Regions from separate parts of the Mus musculus genome. Here region 2 is linked to region 1. The links are chromatin loops, found by intact Hi-C in ENCODE. Cell type or tissue: left cerebral cortex. All regions are shown on one strand. Links, peaks and the distances in the headings refer to the core of each region. The heading gives the core; the rest is flanking DNA.

Region 1 (5,381 bases), core at 232-5,231:
CTTCTGATATAATATGAGGGTGTGTGTGTGTGTGTGTGTGTGTGTGTGTGTGTGTGTGTGTGATCCCAACTAATGAGCTCCCAACTCAAGGAACAAAGACATGAAAATGAATTCCAAATGCTCACTAGCCCTCTGAAGAGACAGTTTTGAGATCAAGTCCAACACATCTAGAAATCAAATCCAATCTTTCTTCCTTTTCTCACCTTCAGCCGTTGGATGCTGGAGCTCTGAATTGTGAGGCTCTCACGCTTGTACAGCCAGCACTTTGCCTATGGAGCCATTTGTCTGGCCCCCAAGCTGATGGTTCACTTCTTACTCTTCCCCAGGCCTTCAGAAAGAGTTCAGTTTGTTATTTACAAGGGACCTCATTTGTTAGCAATGAAAAATGTGTTTTCCCCTTTCCTAGAGAGGAGTCTTTGGTGTCTCCAAAGCTCATGACAAGAAGCAAAGGTTTTAAAAACTATGAAGGTATGTGAGTAGAACAGTCCAGTTAATACCCTGAGTACAGTCAGTGCACCCAGGAGTCCAAATTGAAAATAGACTGGTTGGACCTCAGTGAGGCAGCTACCTAGATTTTAGGCTTGTGGCAACATGGAATTTCCTTTTCCGGAAGTGTTGAGGCATTTGGCTGGGTCCACCAGACTGGCAGAATAAGGATGGCATTGTTGGGTGTGGAGATAGAGAAACATATCCGACAGACTGCACATGCCCTGTTAGCTATGCTTGAATACTTCCAGTATGCCACATCAGCTTGTGGGGGAAGAAGTGTGAGGCCGAACATTCCAACACACGCAAGTGTGTACGTGTCTGATGGAGGAGGTACTGACTCTGAGTTTGCGAACATAGCTGCCTTTTATCCCTAATCTAGTCCAAACAACTTTAGCAATTGTTAGAGACACTGAAACTGCTAGAGGGAAGTTGGGGAGTACTCGAGTATTTTCTCTGACTCTTAGTTAAACATTGGCAACTTTTCTGAGCCTGTAAATATTATTGGGGTCCAGCCATTTCTCTTTGTACTCTATGAAAATTAACTCAGTCCACAGGGGCTGCAATCACTGCCAAAACCCCCAAGTGTGGGTTCTTCCTCCACACTGACAAAAATAACAGTTAATTAGGCTGCAACACCCAAAGGAAAGTGAACTCACACCACCAATCACAGAGAGGCATGCAAAGTGTTGCCATGGCAACTGGCATTTACAGCTCTTCCATTTTAATGTATCAAGGGCTGAGGATAATTTCCCAGTGAGAATACAGGAGGGTGGGGTACCCCCTTCCTTCTTTCTGCCAGTCTGTAACCAGCACAGGACATCCATTCTTGTGGCAACAGGTTTAAAGGAAAGAAGAGACGCCCACAAAAGAAGCAAACACCTGGCACGGATGCTCACAGGCCTTGGAAGTCTCAGGGAGGACAGCACACATTCTTAGACTCAGCACGGCAGCACTGTTGGCACATAGGAGCTGTAAGCCATGGCTTCGCTTGCAGGTGAACTTTGTTTTCATGGAAATCCTCCCTGCCTTCTTGGCTTTTACTGCACACTCTGTTCTCAGCCCCTAATAGTCATCATCTTATTCACTCTTCATGACTAAGTGGGAAGTGATTGTTATTCTCCATTTATAAATGAAGGTTAGGAGAGGTGAGATACCTTAACCATATAGTCTGGGGCAGAGCCTAGATTCTCCATGTCAGTTTCCACATCCCTTGTACTGTCTATCTTCTCTGTATATCAACTCATACGCTTTGTAAATAGGGGTAGATATACTTGCTACCATTACTATCAGTTAGCCATGGCTGCGTAACAAATGGCACAATATCCCAATGGCAGGTAAAGCACACCCTCGGACAGATTGGAGCTCTATTCTTATATGTTCATTCCCAGCCTCAGGAAGAAACATCTAGCCAAAGGAAGCTGTTCCCCTGGTGATGGATGAGTCATCATAGAAGCTAACCAATCACAAAAGTCTGTTTCAAGCCCTCCTGGGTCACATCTAATTTCCTATTGGACAAAGCAAGTCAAGTGGTCAAATTCAAGAAGCAGAGACGCATGCTCCAAATTTTGTAGCTGTGGTTTCAAACTTTTATGGCAAGAATATGGAGACAAAGAGAGATGAAGAGCAGCATGAATATGCATGAGCAGGTATCTCTGTTGTAGGATATAGAATCCTTGGGTATATGCCCAAGAGAGGTGTAGCTCTTTTATGTGGTAGATTTATTTTTGGCTCCTTTGACACTCCTCCATGCTGATGTCCACAGTGGCTGCACCAGTTGGCACTCCCACCTGCAATGAGTAAGTGTTCCCCTCCCCCACATTCACATGAGCATTTATTTTTAAAAGAAATTTATTTTTTTATTTTTTTGTATTTTAGCCATTTTGACTGTGGTCAGATGAAATCTCAAAGCAGTTTTAATTTACATTTTCCTGATGGCTAAAGGGTTTTTTTTTTTCCTTTTTTTCTTTTTTATTAGATATTTTCTTTATTTACATTTCAAATGTTATCCCCTTTCCTAGTTTCCACTCCAAAAATCCCCTATCCTCTCTCCCCTCCCGCTGCTCCCCAACCCACCCATTCCTGCTTCCTGGGCCTGGCATTTGAGAATGTTCTTTAGACATCTTCATTTTATCTTTTGAGAACTCTCTGTTTAGTTTCATGCCCCATTTTTTAACTGGGTCATTTACTTTCTTTTAGTTCTTTATGTAATTTTTAGTTCTTTATGTAATCTAGATACTAACCCCTTGTTAGAGGTATAGCTGGTAGAGATGTTTCCCATTTTAATGTGCCCTCGACTGAACTGATGCAACCTGTGGCCCTAGAGAGAACCTCCTATGTCTATCTGTTAGAGATATGCATTAAACCAACTCTTAATGACTTCCCATCATACCCATAGATCAATTAAGCGCTCAATCGTCATCAGAGATGCATCTATTTGAAGTAGATGGTGATTAACATAGATACTCACAATTGATAAAGGTGCAGAGAATAAGAAACTACAGAATGCTCAGACTTAAGTGAAACATCTAGACCACATTTCTTCCTCCAAAAGCTCACAGATCATTGCAGAAGAGAGACCGGAACAGTGTAAGATCCAGAGGCAGTAGATGATTATGTGGAAATAATGTTTTCCGGGGCACAGCCCACAAGTTGTATGAAATATTGACTCATAGCAGTTGAACGGTATGCGCAAGACCTGTGCAAGCTCAAGCCAGACAAAATTCCACTGAGGATTTTGCACCAGGGCTACATCAGTGAAGCAAATACCCACCTTTGAAGAGTTCCCTGGGTAATGTAACTCTCTCTGATAGACACTGGGAAGGCAGAGAGAAATTCAAATATACCTCTACATGTTTCTTATGAGAGCCTGTCTCAGAAAGGAGCACACATCACAGTTACCTGGGGAAGCTTGTTAAAATGCAGGTGCTCAGATGACAAACCATAGTCTTTAGTTCATTGGTCTTGAGTGGAGCCTAGGAATCTACCTCTGGGACCAGCTCTTGTGCATGTTTCTCAAACAATCTGATCCTCACCCTTCTCTTTGAGTCCTTGCTCATACTACGTGAGACATAGGATAACAAGATTATGGTGAGCAGATTCTTGCAGAGCAGCCTTTTTTCTCAGTCCTAGGGAGGCTGAGGCATAAAGCTCACAGGTTCAAGGCTAGCTTGGAGTATAAAGTGAATTCAAGGTCTGTAGAAGCAACTTAGGTAGACAATCTCTCAAAATAAACAGTAAAAAGAAAACCAAGGAGCTAGCTCAGACCTGTAGTCTAGCATGTCCAAGGATCTTCTTTCAATTCCTAGTAGGTCTGTGAGTTTCCTAACATCACTTTGGCTTGCTGGATACCGAGCCTTGGTCAAGTCTATAGTGAGTCTCTGCCCAGCTCCAGTTTGGTCAGAAACACAGGGAACTTGATGCCATTAGTGATAAAGACACCATGACCCCTCCATGTCCCACTTGACAGATATAGACAGATGGGGACTTCTGTGATCATTTCTGGTTGGGGGTTGGGTCAGCTTTTTGCTGATTGACTCCTCGATGATCAGATCACTGAATGAACCTCAGGACTGTCACCTCAGGCTCCGTGAGGAAGGTGCTGAATTCTGGTTTTGGCAGTTGAAAACAGAGAACACAGTTACATTTCTCAGGAGTGACTGCAGTACTCCAAGTCATACCCACAGTCTCTATCTTTTTATTCTTTCTTACACTTCTGCTACGGTTTAGCTGCTCTTTGGCCTGAGAGCCTTGAGTTACCACTTAACTTTCTGTTTCAAGATGAAGATCACAGAACCAGCAGTCTCTAGAGTTGGGTATTTACAATGTGCCTGGCAGTGTTCAGTGCTTTAAAAAACCTGCAGCAACAGCACAGGAACACCTACACTTGCCTCTACTTTATCTTTGTTATCAGCTGATAAAGAAACTTAAACTCGAGTAGGAATTGCTTGAGACACCTCGAAATAGCACCTATGCTTATCATGTTTTCAAAATCACCGTGGCTTTTTATAATTCTTTTATAATTGCCACCATATCTTGCTACTTAGTAAGTTAATGAGGATGCTCTATTAGCAGGAAAGTATGCAGGGAGCCTTCTGGGATGACCACAGTTTCCATTTTTATATGGGCGCATGCGACAGACCTATACTAGCATTTTCTTTCTTACTAAATTTTTTTACTGACTTTTTGTGGATTTCATATCATGCACCCCAACCCCACTCATCTCCCCACCCTCTCTATCTGTCCTCTGCCCTTGCAACCTTCCCCACAAAACAAAACAACAAAGCAGAAACCATCTCCCATGGAAGCTGCCTTGTGTCATAATGTGTCTGTCCCATAGTATACTCTTTTGCCCAAGCAGCTTTACCTGCAAATGTTCATTGCACTGAGTCATTGGCCTGGTTGGAGGCCTCTGGCTTCTGCTACACTATCAATACTGGATCCTTACCTGGACTCCTCTCAATCCTGATGTTCTGTGTCATGGAGATCTTGTAGCTTTGGTTCTGCAGGACCAGCCCCTTCACCTGCTCCAGCAGTTCATAAATGAGATAGATGTTGGGATGGCCCAACTTAAAGCCCTGGATCTGGGTCTGGGTGGTAGCTGAGTTGCTGAGCGCACCAGCGCTCCCACACTTACACCATCAGGATCAGCTTTTCCACACCCAACCACCAGGGGTCAGCTCTCCAGCACTGCCCTGGCAAGGGACAAGGCCATCTCTAGAGGTTATACACTTGAAGCCTGCTTTTCTCCACCCATGCCACCAGGGCCAGCTCTACTGTGCTGCCCAAACAAGGTGTGGGGCCTGCTTTCCCAAGTGCTGCAGCTGGCAAGGGGGCTGTGCTAGCATTTCGTTCCTGGTACCACGGTACAGAGAGAACCCATTAAGGAAAGAAAG
Region 2 (5,381 bases), core at 158-5,157, 220 kb before region 1:
TCCAGCTAGACAGAAAGCTTCCAGGATCCTCCTGTTTCTGCCCCACCCCTGAATGCTGGGGTTACAGATAGACACTGCCATGCCTGGTTTTCACTTGGGTGCTGGGAATCTAAACTCAGGTTCTTGGGCATAGCAAGAACTTTGCTCACAGAGTCGCCTTCCAACCTCTTTTTTTTTTGAGACAGGGTTTCTCTGTGTAGCCCTGGCTGTCCTGGAACTCACTCTGTAGACCAGGCTGGCCTCGAACTCAGAAATCCGCCTGCCTCTGCCTCCCGAGTGCTGGGATTGAAGGCGTGAGCCACCACTGCCCGGCACCTTCCAACCTCTTGATGTTCATTTAAATGCAAGCTCTGCCACTGACAAACTGACACTCAAAGAAAATTTGTTTCCTTGACAGTGGAAGAGAGTTATCCTGTTAGCTGAGGTTTAGTCACTCTCATTGGTCAGATTTTTGGAGAACCTTCCCATCATGTGTTGTCTCAAGCACAGTCTAGCTTTGATGCCCTTGTTTAACTCATCCATAGACATCTTCCCTTTATCTGAGTCTTAACTTTAACCTGTGAGGGTATACTCTCTTACTAAATTATTTGATTATATTTTCCTCCAAACTCTGTCCACATTGGGCAGTAGCTCTGTGAATTTAAGAATAATCCTAGGAATACTTTTGCCACATTATCAATGCCTGGTATTTGGCTGACAATAAATACCAAGGCTGTGTGTAATAGTGAATATCTATAATCTCAGCACTGGGGAATTTGAGGCAGGGGGGTCATGAGTTCAGGGCTACCTTAGGCCATATAGTGAGATTATATATGAAAAAGCCAAAACTCAAACAACAACAACAACAACAACAACAACAACAACAAAAACCAACTGACCAATCAGTAAAACAACCTAACTAATTAACCAGCCTAACTAACCAACCAACCAACCAAATAACTAACCAACCAATCAACTGACCAACCTACAATCCAATAGATCAGCTAAGTAAACAATCAACCAACCGACCGACCAACCAACCAATCAACCAAGTAATAATCAACTGACCCAACCAACTAGTTGATCAATCATTTCAGTAACTAACCAATCAACTAGCTAGCCAATCAAGTAGCCAATTAATCAAGTAACTAACCAATAATTAGTCAACCAACCAACTAATTGATCAATCAAGTAGTGATCAATCAACCAACCAATTAACTAAGTAACTAACAAGCTATTCACTTAATCAGTCAAGTAACCATCCAACTAACAAGCCAACCAACCAATCAACTAGCCAGTAAATTTATTGAGTCAATAAAGAAGTGAAAGACCGAATTTCTGGAGGATTGGCTAAGATCATTCATAGAATCCATGCTATCTGATACATAGTAGTAAGAACGAGTAAGTGTAGCTACCTCAAAGAAAAACACTCAAAATGTATCCCAATCAAAATTTGCAACACCTTAATAATCTAATCTCATATCATGAAGAAATATTTATTGAAGTGTGTTATCATCATTAGAAACTGGCCATTCTCTGCCAGCAAAACCCAAGGCCTATTTTATCTAATTAAAATAAGTTATTTTCTTGCTCATGTGATGTTCTCAATAAAAGTTGGGCCTCTGGTATCTCCACAACTTCATAGCAAGTCAAGAGAAAAAGATGGGTGACTGTCTTTAGATTCATGTTCTAAGACAGGTAGGCAGATCTCTATGAGTTTGAGGCTAGCCTGGTCTATGCAACGAGTTCCAGGACAGTCAAGGCTGTCACACAGAGAAACTCTGTTTCTAAGAACAAAGACAAAAATCAAAACAAAACAAACAAACAACAACAACAACAACTAAAAAAGAAAGGGAAGGAATGAGGGAGAGGGAGAGGGAGAGGGAGAGGGAGAGGGAGAGGGAGAGGGAGAGGGAGAGGGAGAGGGAGAGAGAGAGGGAGAGGGGGGAATCTTTTTGTATAGATAAAGTTCTAAGGACCATAGAAGACAAGAGCATGCACTATCGCACACAGCAGGGCTGTTGGAGCCTCCACTGACTCCCAGTTTCTGTAGATAGAGCTCATTTCCTGTGCACTTCTCCCTGTCAGGAATCAGTAACTCAGTGAGTGGAAGAAATTACATCAGATGGCAATAAGACCACAAGCTCAGGGCACTGTCTTTGGTGCCAACATGCCCCAGGGTAGGCACACCTAAGGCACTTGAATTGGAAGGCTTGGTGGCCTCTCCAGTTCTGTGCTTTCCATATATGAACAGCAAACTCAAAGGCAGGGGCCACAGCCCAGGAATGAGTAGCCTGGGGTTGAGCACCCTCAGCAGGTGGCTCTTCAAGCTGCTTTTCTCCACACTTAGCACCCCAAAGCCCACATGCCTGAGTCAGCCAGCACACAGTGTGAATCCCCAGGGCACAGGGATATGCCAGATTGGAGGGCACAGCTGTCTTGGGTTGAGAGGAGATGGGGCTTGTAGAGGAGATGGTAGAGAAAAAGAGGGAAAGATAAATATAGAGGAAGATGCTCTGAGCCATGTAGATTCAAGTCTTGGCTTTATTCCTTGGCATTAAAGAAATAATTAGAAAAACCCACACAGTGTTTTAACACGACTTCTATTTTAACTAAAATTATAGCTCTTTAAAATTCTTTCTCCTACTCTCTCTTTCTCTCTGTCTCTCTATTTCTGTCTATCTCTGTCTGTCTCTTTGTCTCTGTCTCTCTGTCTCTTTGTCTTTGTGTTTCCTGTCTCTGTGTTTCTCTGTCTTTCTGCCTTTGTCTCTCTGTCTCTGTCTGTCTGTCTCTCTCTCAATTTGTCTCTCTGTCTATCTATCTATGTCTCTCTGTCTCTCTCTATTTCTCTGTCTCTGTCTGTCTGTCTCTCTGTTTGTATCTCTCTGTCTCTGTCTTTCTCTGTTTGCATGTGTGCATGTGTGCCCAGGCTGGGATTGCAGCCCCATGCCAGTATACCATTCCTGACTTTTTATGTGGTTGGTGCTGGGAAGCCAAATCACGTCTTTGTGTTTGCAAAGCGAGCACTTTACAGATGACACAGTCCCCAGTGTCACAGTTATAATATCCTGTGTTAGGAACACCCTTGCATCCTCATATAATGTCATGAGGGAGATGCAACTGTTGCCCACCTTCACAGATGAGGTAACTGATGTCCCATTCTGCACACACGTTCTGACTTCTTTGCTCACGTTTCATAGTTAGTATACTGTCCTGTCCACCTCAGTCTCACGTTACAGATAAAACTCACTGGGTGTGGGTGTGATCATCTGCCTGATGGTACATCACCAGGAAGTTGCTGAGTAGAGATTGGAACTCAGATCTGCCTACTTCAGTTTCTCTGCTCTTACTTCCATGCCTTGGGTGAGGGTTTTCAGAAGCAAGTTCTTGCCAAAGATCTCATACGTGGGTGGGTTATAATTTATCAAGTAAGGAAAATGGACTGGTGAGGATCAATTCCCAAAGGTGTCCTCTGACCTCCACATGCATGTTATGGCCCATGCACACACACCATATACACATAATAATAAATGAAATTTGAAGCAACACAAAGGGACACTAAAAGCACTAAGAGAGATGTTCAGTGAGAACTCATTAAGATGGGGCCAGTGAGGTGGCTCAGCAGGCAAAGGCACGGGAACCTGACGACTTGAGTTCAGTCCCTGGAACCCACGGTGAAAGGAGAGAACCGACTCTCACAAACTGTTTTCTCATCCCCCAACATGTAATATAGCATGTATGCACCTGTGTTCATACATACATGTACATAAATATCATATAAAATGAAAAATAAAAGAATGAAATGGTTGAGATGGCTCAAGAGTCCACCTATGGACAAATGAGTAAAGAAAATCTCTCTCTCTCTCTCTCTCTCTCTCTCTCTCTCTCACACACACACACACACACACACACATACACACACACATGCACACATACAAATCGAGTGCTATTCAGCTATAAAATAATTAAATTTGTCATTTGAAGTAACATAGATAGACTACAAGTTAGAATGTTGAGTGAAATAGAATAAAACACAAGCTGTAAATTCACCTCTCTGTGGGATCCTAAGATTAGGGAGCAGAGGCTGAGAGGAGCCTGCAAGAGAGGACACTGGGGCAGAGGAGGCTGGGGGTAGAGGAAGCTGAGGGAGAGGAGGCTGGGGCAGAGGAGGCTGAGGCCGAAGAGGCTTGGGAGAGAGGACACTGGGGATAGAGGATGCTGGGGGAGAGAAGGCTGAGGGAGAGGAGGCTGGGGAAGAGATGGCTGGGATGGAATAAGATTAGGGAGGGGAGGATGGGGAGAGATGGGTGATTGCAGAAGATATGGCCAAGTAATGGGAGTGAGCTCTGTGTTGTAACAGAGGCTGAAGATGTCCTGCCATGTTGTGCCTTTCAATACCAAGTGACTAGAATGCTCCCACCACAGAGAAATGATAGACATTTGGAATGGTAGATGAGCTAACTCCCCCCCCCCCCATGTTGCTGCTCACATGATACATGTGTGCAAAGATGTCACAGTGTACCCCAGAAAGATGTTGATCAAACACTAAATTTAAAGACTGGCTAAAACAATAAATACTTGGGGAAGAGATGGCACGGCTTTGGGAAAGGCTCTTGCTGCACAAGTCTGATGTCCTAAGTTCCATCTGCAGAACCCATGGAAAGGAAGGAGAGAATGGATTCCATAAGTTGCCTTCCTGCCTCCACATACATCATGGCACACACCGTACACACAACAGAAAAAATTAAAAGTTGGTGTTTAGTACATATATTGACCACAATTTAAACTTTAAGAGATAAGAGCACTAGAGATTCCCCCTTGGGAGTGAGCAATGCACCCTCATCTATTTCTTAGATGCAGACTTTCCAGCCTCCATTGACAGTTCTTTCCCCAACCTTGTGACTTCGGTATGTTCACATGGAACCTATTGCCTTCTGCAGCTTTCTGTTCCTTGTGCTTCTCCCTCACACCTTGTATCTCTAGTCAAGTCATCCATCCTTAGAGGAAAGACCTAGGATTGCCTTTAGTTTCCTGGATGGTCCCTCAGAGACCTAACAGGATCTGTACTACGTAAATGTGTACATGAAAGGAGTGAGCAGGGAAGCCTGCTGCAATCTCAGTACTAATCTTAGTTGACACCACAAGGTGCTCTGATCCTCAAGGGTCAGGTCTTTATGCCCTGACATTGAACATGGGTACCACTTGCTGAGTATGGTCTCAGGTGAGGCATCTGTCTTTTGCTAAGGATGGTTCCCAGAGATTCAACCAAGTGAGAGCTATTGGCCACTTGCTTGCTCAGCCAGCCCAACTTCCATCCTGAGGGGAGGGTATTCCAAAGCATCACCAATTGATGGGACCAGCACTGTCTGGTACAGCAGCCCATAGGGCTACCTCAGCTGCTC

Evidence for each region. Peaks named below come from ENCODE experiments on the same cell type or tissue, not always from the same donor. Only the 100,000 strongest peaks of a DNase experiment are listed, where the experiment ranks them.
Region 2: it touches region 1 in a loop (8-fold over the local background); 2 of 42 quality-filtered maps call a loop at or near these places.

What each region holds. Positions count from the first base shown.
Region 1 is chr7:117,695,605-117,700,985 of GRCm38, reverse strand. No RefSeq gene overlaps it. Among named protein-coding and RNA genes, the nearest start is that of Gm34762, 61 kb to the left of the region's middle. In left cerebral cortex, for the core only: a CTCF peak has its summit at 5,145 (motif pointing right); DNase peaks (open chromatin) are centred at 1,178, 2,132, 2,568, 2,764 and 1 more place; H3K27ac peaks cover 1,881 bases.
Region 2 is chr7:117,919,410-117,924,790 of GRCm38, reverse strand. No RefSeq gene overlaps it. Among named protein-coding and RNA genes, the nearest start is that of Gm34822, 71 kb to the right of the region's middle. In left cerebral cortex, for the core only: a CTCF peak has its summit at 2,323; DNase peaks (open chromatin) are centred at 2,360 and 3,091; H3K27ac peaks cover 1,049 bases.